Linked DNA regions of Homo sapiens: region 1 is linked to region 2. The links are chromatin contacts, found by Hi-C in ENCODE. All regions are on one chromosome and are shown on one strand. Each heading gives the region's core, a stretch centred on a gene start or an enhancer-like site at or near the end of the contact. The rest is flanking DNA. Distances are from core to core; before and after follow the strand shown. Region 1 has its middle 24 kb from the start of GABARAPL2. Region 2 holds the start of CTRB1 (chymotrypsinogen B1).

Region 1 (5,345 bases), core at 2,595-5,094, 370 kb after region 2:
TGTCTCAGCCTCCTGAATAGCTGGGATTACAGGATTAACTTGCCCAGCTAGTTTTAATATGTTTTGTTTTTTGGAGACAGAGTCTCTGTCATCTAGGCTGGAGTGCAGTGGCACGATCTTGGTTCACTGCAACCTCTGCCTCCCAGGTTCAAGAGATTCTTGTGCCTCAGTCTCCCGAGTAGCTAGCATTACAGGCATGCACCACTATGCCCAGCTAATTTTTGTATTTTTAGTAGAGATGGGGTTTTGCCATGTTAGCCAGGCTGGTCTGGAACTGCTGACCGCAGGTGATCCACCCACCTCAGCCTCCCAAAGTGCTGGAATTATAAGCATGAGCCACCATGCCTGGCCTAGTTTTTATTTTATTTTCAGACAGAGTTTCGCTCTTGTTGCCCAGGCTGGAATGCGATGGCGCAATCTTGGCTCACTGCCACCTCTGCCTCCCAGGTTCAAGAGATTCTCCTGCCTCAGCCTCCCCAGTAGCTTGGATTACAGGCGCCTGCCACCATGCCCGGCTAATTTTTATATTTTTAATAGAGGTGGGGTTTCACCATGTTGGCCAGGCTGGTCTTAACTCCTGACTTTAAGTGATCTGCCCACCTTGACCTCCCAAAGTGCTTGGATTACAGGTGTGAGCCACCATGCCCGGCCCATTTATTTTACAAAATAATTCCCTCAAAGTATATGCAAGCAAAATACTAAGCCACGTGGGCCCTTGTTGTTTGGGCTGCTGTAACAAAACACCATAGACTGAATAGTTAATAAACAATATAGCTCTATTTCTTACCATTCTGGAGGCTGGGAAGTCCAAGATCAAGGTGTGATTTGGTGTCTAGTGAGAGCCAGATTCCTGGTTTATAGACAGCCATCTTCTCATTGTGTCCTCACATGGCGGAAGAGGTAAGGAATTTCTGGAGTCTCTTTGATAAGGACACTAATCCCATTCATGAGGGCTCTGCGTTTTTTCTTTTTTTGAGACGGAGTTTTGCTCTTGTTGCCCAGGCTGGAGTGCAATGGCGCGATCTCAGGTCACTGCAACCTCCTTCTCCTGGGTTCAAATGGTTCTCCTGCCTCAACCTACCGAGTAGCTGGGATTACAGGCGCCCGCCACCACGCCCAGCTGATTTTTGTTTTTTTAGTAGAGATGGCGTTTCACCATGTTGGCCAGGCTGGTCTCAAACTCCTGACCTGAGGTGATCCACCTGCCTCCGCCTCCCAAAGTGTTGGGATTACAGACGTGAGCCACCATGCCTGGCCGGGCTCTGCTCTTAAGATCTAATCACCTCCCAAAGACCCCACCTCTGATACCATAATTCTGGGAGTTACGATTTCAACATAGGAATCTGGGGGGACACAAACATTCAGACCATAGCAGCTCTCATCTTTCATGAAGGAGGCACAGAGCCGGGCGGCACCACCTACCTGCTTTAGCACAGGTGAGTGAGCACTGTCATCAGAGCTGGTTTAACTGCACTTGCCACTCCATCACCCCGACTGCCTTCTCCCACTGTCAGCTGGCTTCACAGCCCAGCAGTTACTGACATGTTAGTAAAGAAGGACATTCACAGTGGCACTGGGTAAGCTGAAGAACAAAAGTACAGCATGAAAATGCCAGCTGAAAAGGCATTCACTGGAGGTCAAAAAGGTTCACAAGAGGCAGCAATAAACAGGGAAGTTGATGAAACTTTGGGTTGGGGGATGCACGTCCCGAAACTTACATTAAGAAAAGCTCTTTCAATTAACAAAATCGAATTCAGAGCAAACGGGTGAACTGGACTGAGTGTGCCTCTATTGTTGGGTAAAGCTTAGTAATACTGCCCACAGTATCATTTGCCAGAGATTTCTTGAGAGGTTGCACAGAAAGGTCTTGTTGTTGAACTGAAGAAAAATGTTGGGAATGGCTCTGTGATCCTGCCTGTTGTCAGGTTGGTTTCACCAGCAAGGGGCCCACCGTACCTCTCCTGTGGAGACACTGCTTAGTTTCAATGTGCTTTTCATTCTCTTGGCTGCCTGAGCAAATGGCCATCACTGTTTCCATTGTGAGCTCTTCCCCTTCCGGAGCTGAGCCCAAGTACAGGGAACATGTGCTGGAGACCAACATTTGGCAGCCTGGGTCCCACTTGGAGTGACTTTCTGCCACTCCCTTTCCTCCCACAGAGACATTTCCCTGCATTTGGTCACTGAAAAGCAGTGCCGGACAGGCTTGTTCTAAAAGCTGATTCCTAACCCTACTGGCTCATATGAATGAGGGGCAAAAAATCCATACCCAAATTCAGAGCCCAGGTTAGTCGATTGAGACAAAATTTATTTTCAGGCCGGGTGCGGTGGCTCATGCCTGTAATCCCAGCACTTTGGCAGGCAGAGGCGGGAGGATCACCTGAGGTCGAGAGTTCGAGACCAGCCTGACCTTCATGGAGAAACCCCATCTCTACTAAAAATACAAAATTAGCCGGGCATGGTGGCACATGCCTGTAATCCCAGGTACTCGGGAGGCTGAGGCAGGAGAATCGCTTGAACCCAGGAGGTGGAGGTTGTGGTAAGCCCAGATCACGCCGGTGTACTCCAGCCTGGACAACAAGAGTGAAACTCTGTCTAAAAAACAAAAAAGTTATTTTCATCCCTCCCTTGTCACCAACATGACTGAGGCCATATGTAGTCACATCAACAATGGGCAGTTTCCTAGAGAAAATTTCTCTTTGTATTATCTATCCAATTAATAATTTTTATGAGAATCCTACCTAACAGTTGAAAAAAACTGAGCATCCTAAATGCGAGGATCTAATTTGGTAGGACAGATGAGAAGTTATAAGTAGAGGTTACATACTTTCCCCACATACACATAGAAGTTAGTGGCAGAACTGGTACTAGGACACAATTGCTTGAGTATCTAGGCCCAGTTTTATTCTACTACACAAAGTAATAAGGGCTATGTTTTTGTTTTTTTGCATTTTAAATTTGAGGTATAATTACGTAAAGTACACGAACATTAACGTGTAGACTTAATTTCGACAAATGTTTACACCAATATAATCAACGCTCCAATCAAAACACAGGATGTTTCCATCTCCCAGAGGGTGCTCCTGTGCCTCTTTCTAACTCAACCGCCTGCTCCCCATCCCCCACCACATCAGGCAATAACCACTCATCTGACATCTATCCCTTTTGATTCATTTTGGGTCCCCAGTTTTAAGAAATAAAAATTGAATTCAAACAACTTTGCCTGAAGCCCTTAAATCTTTACAGAATTTTCCTACCACTTTTGGACCATAGGTATAAAGATTTGTTTTGGATTCATCTGGATGGTGTTACAGCAAGTCAGTCTCAGCCCCAGTACAGACACGTTTAAGTTTAAAAGGATTCACATTTATAGGATGTGAAGGTCAACAATTCTTCAATATGGGGTATTAAAAAAACTACTCTTTCTGGAAAATAAATGTACTTTGTCTAAAATATCTGCCTCCTTGGCTGTTTCTGTATTCAACCATTCCTTCGGGATAGCCGCCTATGGGAAGAGCTGCTTGAGCTCTTGAAAGTAAGCACTTAGATACTAAGTATTTTTCCAGTTGGAAGCTGTCTCCTGGTTTCAATAGCTTTTCTGCTGCGGTGGGACTCATTTTAACAGCTCCTCTGGCTTTCCCAGACACCATCTCAGGAGGCAGTGGCAGTTGAAAAGATAACACTGTCCTAAGCCATTTAACTAGCCAGCAAGGGAAGTGGGTTTTAGGAGCTGGAAAATTTTGGCTAAGGCTTGCTCAGAACACTGTCTTAAATCCAAAAAGTCTTGCCAAGGTCCAGGTGGAGGCAGCTTTCCCCCAGCCACAGACACTACCAAATCAGACAGGGCTTGCATTTCTTCCGACCAGAGGCACTGGCAGCCAGGGTTGGTCATTATCTCCATAGCAGCCTTGTTTCCCCAGACAGTGAGCTCATGCTTGGCGCTGATCAACTCCATAAAACAAGGCGTTTAACCCTATGCAGAAATGACTACATGAAACCTATACAATTATTTAAATCAAGCCAAGTTTTGAAAATTATGAAGAAAATACAAATTATGCAACACAGTCATAACATTAGAACCCACTTATGGGCACAGAATAAACAGCAATGCTGAAAGTTTAAACTTCCCTGAAAGAGCCAAATTCCAGAAGACAGTAATTCTGCGGAATTCAGCTGCCTAAAGCAGCTTGTGAGGTTCCTCTTCCCTATGCAACATTGCCTCTACGTGTTTTCTGGTGTTAATGCAGTTTAAGATAGAGAAATCTTTTTCCACTAATTTTTATTTCATTTAAAAAATTTATTTAAAAAATATAATTAACATGGTTCAAAATTTTAAAAGGGTAAAACCAAACACAGCATATTCTCACTCATAGGTGGGAACTGAACAATGAGAACACATGGACACAGGAAGGGGAACATCACACTCTGGGGCCTGTTGTGGGGTGGGGGGAGGGGGGAGGGATAGCATTGGGAGATATACCTAATGCTAGATGACGAGTTAGTGGGTGCAGCGCACCAGCATGGCACATGTATACATATGTAACTAACCTGCACAATGTGCACATGTACCCTAAAACTTAAAGTATAATAATTAAAAAAAAAATTTTTTTTAAAAGGTATTCAGTAAAAAGTCTCCCTCCCACTCCTTGGACCCCAGCCATCCTTTTTCCTGTTCGATGACTGGTTTCTTGTAAGTCGATTCAGAGATACTTTAGTATATACAAGCTAAACAGTTACATATCTTTCATGCCTTTTTTTTTTTTGAAACGGAGTTTTGCTCTTGTTGCCCAGCCTGGAGTGCAATGGCCTGATCTTGGCTCACCACAACCTCCGCCTCTCGGGTTCAAGCGATTCTCCTGACAGCCTCCCGAGTAGCTGGGATTATAGGCATGCACCACTACGCCCGGCTAATTTTTAATTTTTAGTAGAGACGAGGTTTCTCCATGTTGGCCAGGCTGCTCCTGAACTCCCAACCTCAGGTGATCCGCCTGCCTCAGTCTCCCAAAGTGCTGGGATTACAGGCATGAGCCACTGCGCCCGGCCTCTTTCATGCTTTTTTAATATAAATGGCATGGTTGTAATGCTGTTCTGTGCTTTGCTTTCTTTGGATTCACTGTATTTAGAAACAGAACTTAGAAGATATATTTAAATCAAGCAAAATTATATGTTTATTTAATCTTTGACCCAACAATCCCACTTCTAAGACTATCCAAAAGATACAGTGGCAAAAATACAAATTGTTGTATATATGATATGGATTTATGACTACTGCTAGAGTGAAGAAAAAACCAGGGAGGGGACAAGGATGAAAGACCTCTCTGAGTGTACCTTTCTTCAAAGAAAACTAG
Region 2 (5,759 bases), core at 3,083-5,582:
GCACTCCAGCCTAGGCAGCAGAGCAAGACCCCATCTCAAAAAAAAAAAAAAATAGCTGGGTGTGGTGGGCACCTGTAATCCCAGCTACTTGGGAGGCTGAGGCAGGAGAATCAGTTGAACCCGGGAAGAGGAGGCTGCAGTGAGCTGAAATTGCGCCACTGCACTCCGGCCTGGGTGACAGAGTGAGACTCCATCTTAAAAAGTTTGTTTTCTGTGTCATTTTATGGTGCGGAATCCAAGTTCCATTTTGTAAGAAACTGAAACTTTATGAAATGATTAGTTCCTTATATCATGAGTCATTGCAGAAAAAGTGAATTCTGTTGGGTTCTACAGCACAGGTGGGACGCGTGTCAGTGGCTTTGCCCACCTGTTACGGCCACCAGCGGGTTGGTCCTTGTCACCCAGACCCTCGCCACAGTCAGAAGTGGCTTGGCTTCACTGGTGACTTGCAGTGACACTCTGGAGAATCCACGATGCCCTGAGTCACCCTTTGCTTCTAGGACAGTGTTAGGCGGAAACACCCTTCACTGAGAGCCTGAGTTCCCGGAGACCTGGTTCCATGACAGCAGCTGGTCCTCCACGAGCCCTGGGGTGGAACTGCCTCCACTTCCCCTCTGGGAACAGAAGAGCCTGGTGCCGTCTCCTGGCAGGGATACTGCAGCTCACAGCTGGCTCTGTGGGATCATGTCCCCAAGGCTGACCGGTGATGTCAGCGCAGCTGCCCCTTTCCCAGGGACTGGGGTTGTCTGGTAGAGAGCCAGGCGGGGCTCTGTCTCCACTTATTGCCCAAGGTCCCTGGGTAACAGGGAGGGTGGGCTCAGGCCTCCCTGGCTGGGGGAGCGGGGGGGGCTGGGCTCCCTGCCCCCCCAAGGTGGTAAAAGGGGCCCCGCAGCTGGCAGGCCCCACACCTTCTGAGGCAGCGGCATGGCTTCCCTCTGGCTCCTCTCCTGCTTCTCCCTTGTGGGGGCCGCCTTTGGTGAGTGCTGGTGCCCGAGGGGTCTGTCCTGAGGGAGCCCTGAGCCTGGCTGAGAGGGGGATCTGAGTCCCCTGCTCTGCCCCCTGGGGCCTCATCCCCAGCACAGGTAACCTGAGGGCTCAGGAGAGGGTGCATTCTGGGGCTTTCTGAGCCCACACAACCTGCTCCAGGAGTGGGAAGGACGATGCTGGTCTCTGCCATGGTCTGAGGCTCCAGAAGTGGCTGGGGTGGGGGTGCCTTGTGCAGGGTAAGGTGTGGCCCCAGGAGACCTCCCAAGGCCTCCACCGGGGTTTTTATTGTGCTGGGTACTTGTCAAGCATTTTCTTCCTTTCTTTCTTTTTTTTTTTTCGAGACAGAATTTCACTCCTATTGCCGAGGCTGGAGTGCAATGGTGCAATCTCCACTTACTGCAACCTCCATCTCCTGGGTTCAAATGATCTTCCTGCCTCAGCTTCCCGAGCAGCTGGGACTACAGGCATGGACCACCAACCCTGGCTAATTTTTAGTAGAGACGGGCTTTCACCACGTTGGCCAGGCTGGTCTTGAACTCCTGACCTCAGGTGATGCCCCCGCCTCGGCCTCCCAAAGTGCTGGGATTACAGGCATGAGCTACTGTGCCCAGCCGTGTTTTCTATTTTTTAAAAGAGAAATAGTAAAAGAAAATACAGAAAAGAATATGACATCCTTGTATCTACTGTCAGAATTCAGCAAATCTTTTTGCACATTTGCTTCAGATATTTCTAAAACAGATTGTACTCAGGCTTCCCTTTTCTCCCTCCTTCCCTCTCTGGAATGTGAGCTTGATTCTGAACTTTCTATGAATAATTGCAGTGTGAGCTTATACAATTGTACTACATATTTTTATACATCTATACATAAGGTTTCAAAAAGGTTACATCAATGGAACGGTATTCTATCCTGTTTTTGGTTTTGGTTTTGGTTTTGGTTTTGAGACAGGGTCTCACTCTGTCACCCAGGCTGGAGTGCAGTAGTGTGAGTTTGCAGCCTCAAACTCAAGGGCTCGAGTGATCCTCCCACTATAGCCTCCCGAGTAGCTGGCGCTACAGGCACGCTAAGTTTAAAAACTTGTTTTGTTTTGTAGAGATGGAGGTTTTTTTTGTTATTTTTTTTTCTTTTCTTTGAGACAGAGTTTCACTCTTGTCACCCAGGCTGGAGTGCAGTGGCGTGATCTTGGCTCACTGCAACCTCCGCCTCCTGGGTTCAAGCATTTCTCCTGCCTCAGCCTACTGAGTAGCTGGGATTACAGGCATGCATCACCACACCTGGCTAATTTTTGTATTTTTAATAGAGATGGGGTTTCACCATATTGGTCAGGCTGGTCTTGAACTCCTAACCTCCAGTGATCCGCCCACCTCAGCCTCCCAAAGTGATGGGATTACAGGCGTGAGCCCCCATGCCCGACCTGGGGTCTTATTATGTTGTCCAGGCTGGTCTCGAAATCCTGTGCTCGAGTGATCTGCTCACCTCAACCTCCCAGGGTGCTGGATTACAGGTGTGAGCCACTGTGCCTGGCTGATGTAACTAATACTCCATTCTACCTCCATTCTACAACAATGTGCTTTTTCCCTACTCAAATCTTCTCACTTCCTGCATGTTGACGTGGAGTTTCAGCTCATTCACCTGCATTTTTATAATGCGTGCTCTGTTGTGTGAGTATGCCACCATCTAGTTCTCTTATTTATTTATTTATTTTTTTAGATGGAGTTTCACACTTGTCGCCCTGGCTGGAGTGCAGTGGCATGATTTCGGCTCACTGCAACCTCCACCTCCCAGGTTCAAGCATTTCTCCTGCCTCAGCCTCCTGAGTAGCTGGAACTACAGGCATGAGCCACCACCCCAGCTAATTTTTGTATTTTTAGTAGAGACAGGGTTTCATCATATTGGCCAGGCTGGTCTTGAACTCCTGACCTTGTGATCCACCTGCCTCGGCCTTCCAACGTGCTCTTTCTCATTTTTTTGCTATTACAATACCAGTTTTTGATGCTCTGAAACGTCAGGGAGGCACCTTGCCTGCCTGTGTTCCTGTGGGCAGGAGACGCAGGGGCTGCCTTGTAAGCAGGCGAATATGACCCCAGAAGGGGACAGCTGGTCTGAGGGACGCGGGTGTGCTCAAATGTAAAGCCCAGTTTGTTGGGTTGGCCCGCGCACAGGAGTCGAGAATCTGGTCCTGACATAGCAGAGGCATGGTGGGCGTGTGTGGAACACCTGACTATTTTCATTGTTTTGTTTTCTGCTTCCAATGTGCCATTTTATGGTGTGGAAGTAAAGTCCAGCTGTGTTTGTTTTGATTTTTTCTTGAGATGGAGTTTGGCTCTGTCACCCAGGCTGGAGTGCAGTGGCACGATCTCAGCTTACTGCAACCTCTGTCCCCCAGGTTCAAGCGATTCTCCTGCCTCAGCCTCCCAAGTAGCTGGGATTGTAGGCCTGTGCCACCATGCCCGGCTAATTTTTGTATTTTTAGTAGAGATGGGGTTTTACTATGTTGGCCAGGCTGGTCTTAAATTCCCAACCTCAGGTGATCCACCCCGCTTGGCCTCTCAAAGTGTTAGGATTACAGGCGTGAGCCACTGTGCTGGCCAAAGTCCAGTTTTATTAAATAAGAAACCAAGACCGGATATATGGGGGCTCATGCCTGTGATCTCAGCATGTTGGGAGATCAAGGCAATAGGATTGCTTCAGCCCGGGAATTTGAGGTTGCAAGGCTGGGCACGGTGGCTCACGCCTGTAATCCCAGCACTTTGGGAGGCCGAGGCGGGTGGATCACAAGGTCAGGAGATCGAGACCATCCTGGCTAACACGGTGAAACCCCGTCTCTACTAAAAATACAAAAATTAGCTGGGCTTGGTGGCGGGCACCTGTAGTCCCAGCTACTCGGGAGGCTGAGGCAGGAGAATGGCGTGAACCCAGGAGGCGGAGCTTGCAGTGAGCCAAGATTGTGCCACTGTACTCCAGCCTGGGCAACAGAGCAAGACTGTCTCAAAAAGAAAAAAAAAAAAAAAAAAAAAAGGAATTTGAGGTTGCAGTGGGCCATGATGACACCACGGCACTCCAGCCAGGGTGACAGAGCAAGACCCTAACTGGAAAAAAAAAAAAGAGAAACCCAAACTTTACACAATGTTTCCTGAAATTGTGGAATTCAACCTGCCCACCCAGGGTCCACGGTGCCATTTCACTCTCCCGTCTGCAAATTGTCAGAGCCCCAGATTCCTGGTGGACTTGGGGTTATCAGATTTTCTTCCCACTTCCCCTCTCGCCACCAGTCTAACAAAGGCACGTGGGCCAGTGGAGCTCACGTGGTTCTGCTGCCCTTTTTATAGCTGAGGACACCAAGGCCTGAGTGCTGCCCTGCCCGGTCTAGGGTCACACGGCAAGGAAAGTGTGTCCTCGAGGCTGAGCCCAGGCAGTCTTACAGCCCGGCCTGTTTTCTGCTTCTTCAGGCTGGACAGGCCCCAGGTAGGAGGAGACATGACGCTCTGCATCCTGGAAGGATGACTGGAGCCAGCAGGCCGAGAGTTGGGAACGTTTGAGCCTAGAGACTTGGGGACCAGGGAGGCGGAGGCGGCATGTGCCAGGGAGGTCCTGAGCTGGCTTCAGTGGACTGGGGTAGAACCGGGAGAGCTGCACGCAGGCAGGTGAGGCCCAGGTGGGTTTGGGGCCTCAGCCCTTATTCACCCCACTCCCCCCCAGGCTGCGGGGTCCCCGCCATCCACCCTGTGCTCAGCGGCCTGTCCAGGATCGTGAATGGGGAGGACGCCGTCCCCGGCTCCTGGCCCTGGCAGGTGTCCCTGCAGGTGAGGGGGTTCTGCAAGGTGGGGGGCACCCTGGGTAGGGGCCAGGCTGGGGGTGCCCCCGGGTGGGAGGTGCTGACCCTCCCCATCTTGCTCACAGGACAAAACCGGCTTCCACTTCTGCGGGGGCTCCCTCATCAGCGAGGACTGGGTGGTCACCGCTGCCCACTGCGGGGTCAGGTGAGGACCGGGCAGCCTTGGGCTCCGCTTCCAGCACCGGTCGGGTGGGAGGGGAGCAGGGCATGTTCTCTCACCCACAACGCTCTGCCCAGGACCTCCGACGTGGTCGTGGCTGGGGAGTTTGACCAGGGCTCTGACGAGGAGAACATCCAGGTCCTGAAGATCGCCAAGGTACCCAGGCCCCGTGCAGCAGAGGGCAGGGCCGTGGGCACGGGGGGAGACCCCTCGGCTGCTTCAGGGACAGGCGCCCAGTGGGGCCGGGCCGGCCTCGAGATTCCCATTCCGGCCCTGGGGATGGACTGCTCCTTAACGGGCACCAGGGAAGGAGTCTGTCCTCGAAGCCTGCAGGTCCTGCCTCCTCCCAGGGCCTCACCCCGGCACTCTGGCCCCCACCCCCAGGTCTTCAAGAACCCCAAGTTCAGCATTCTGACCGTGAACAATGACATCACCCTGCTGAAGCTGGCCACACCTGCCCGCTTCTCCCAGACAGTGTCCGCCGTGTGCCTGCCCAGCGCCGACGACGACTTCCCCGCGGGGACACTGTGTGCCACCACAGGCTGGGGCAAGACCAAGTACAACGGTGAGGGGCCGCGGGGCTGCCTCTGGGGTCTGGGCTGCCTGGCCGTGGAGTCCCCCCGTGACCGTTTGGCTCTAAATTCCAACACGCTCCTAACTGCCCGTTCGTTATTGAAAATCTTCTGAATTTAAAATCCCCCAAATGCAAATAAAATCCAGGTCGGATCATGAGGAGCCTGCACAGGGAGCTTCTGAGCAGCGCCCGGCCGGGTGAGCCC

The links. A loop is a pair of places that touch in the nucleus more often than their neighbours do. Pooled maps may share reads with other maps.
Region 1: a pooled map shows a loop between it and region 2 (4-fold over the local background). The contact joins two enhancer-like sites. A Hi-C loop is called at or near these places in 2 of 50 pooled maps.

Annotation. Positions count from the first base shown.
Region 1 is chr16:75,587,452-75,592,796 of GRCh38, forward strand. No RefSeq gene overlaps it. Among named protein-coding and RNA genes, the nearest start is that of GABARAPL2, 24 kb to the left of the region's middle. Within about 2 kb of position 3,845, at least 17 of the 41 ENCODE cell types and tissues checked have a DNase peak (open chromatin) inside an H3K27ac peak, as active enhancers do.
Region 2 is chr16:75,218,084-75,223,842 of GRCh38, forward strand. CTRB1 (chymotrypsinogen B1) reads left to right here and starts at 905. Exons shown (of 7, transcript NM_001906.6): 1 at 905-976; 2 at 4,685-4,788; 3 at 4,886-4,965; 4 at 5,058-5,136; 5 at 5,365-5,545. The coding sequence starts at 925. RefSeq lists an enhancer at 443-522. Within about 2 kb of position 4,333, at least 4 of the 41 ENCODE cell types and tissues checked have a DNase peak (open chromatin) inside an H3K27ac peak, as active enhancers do.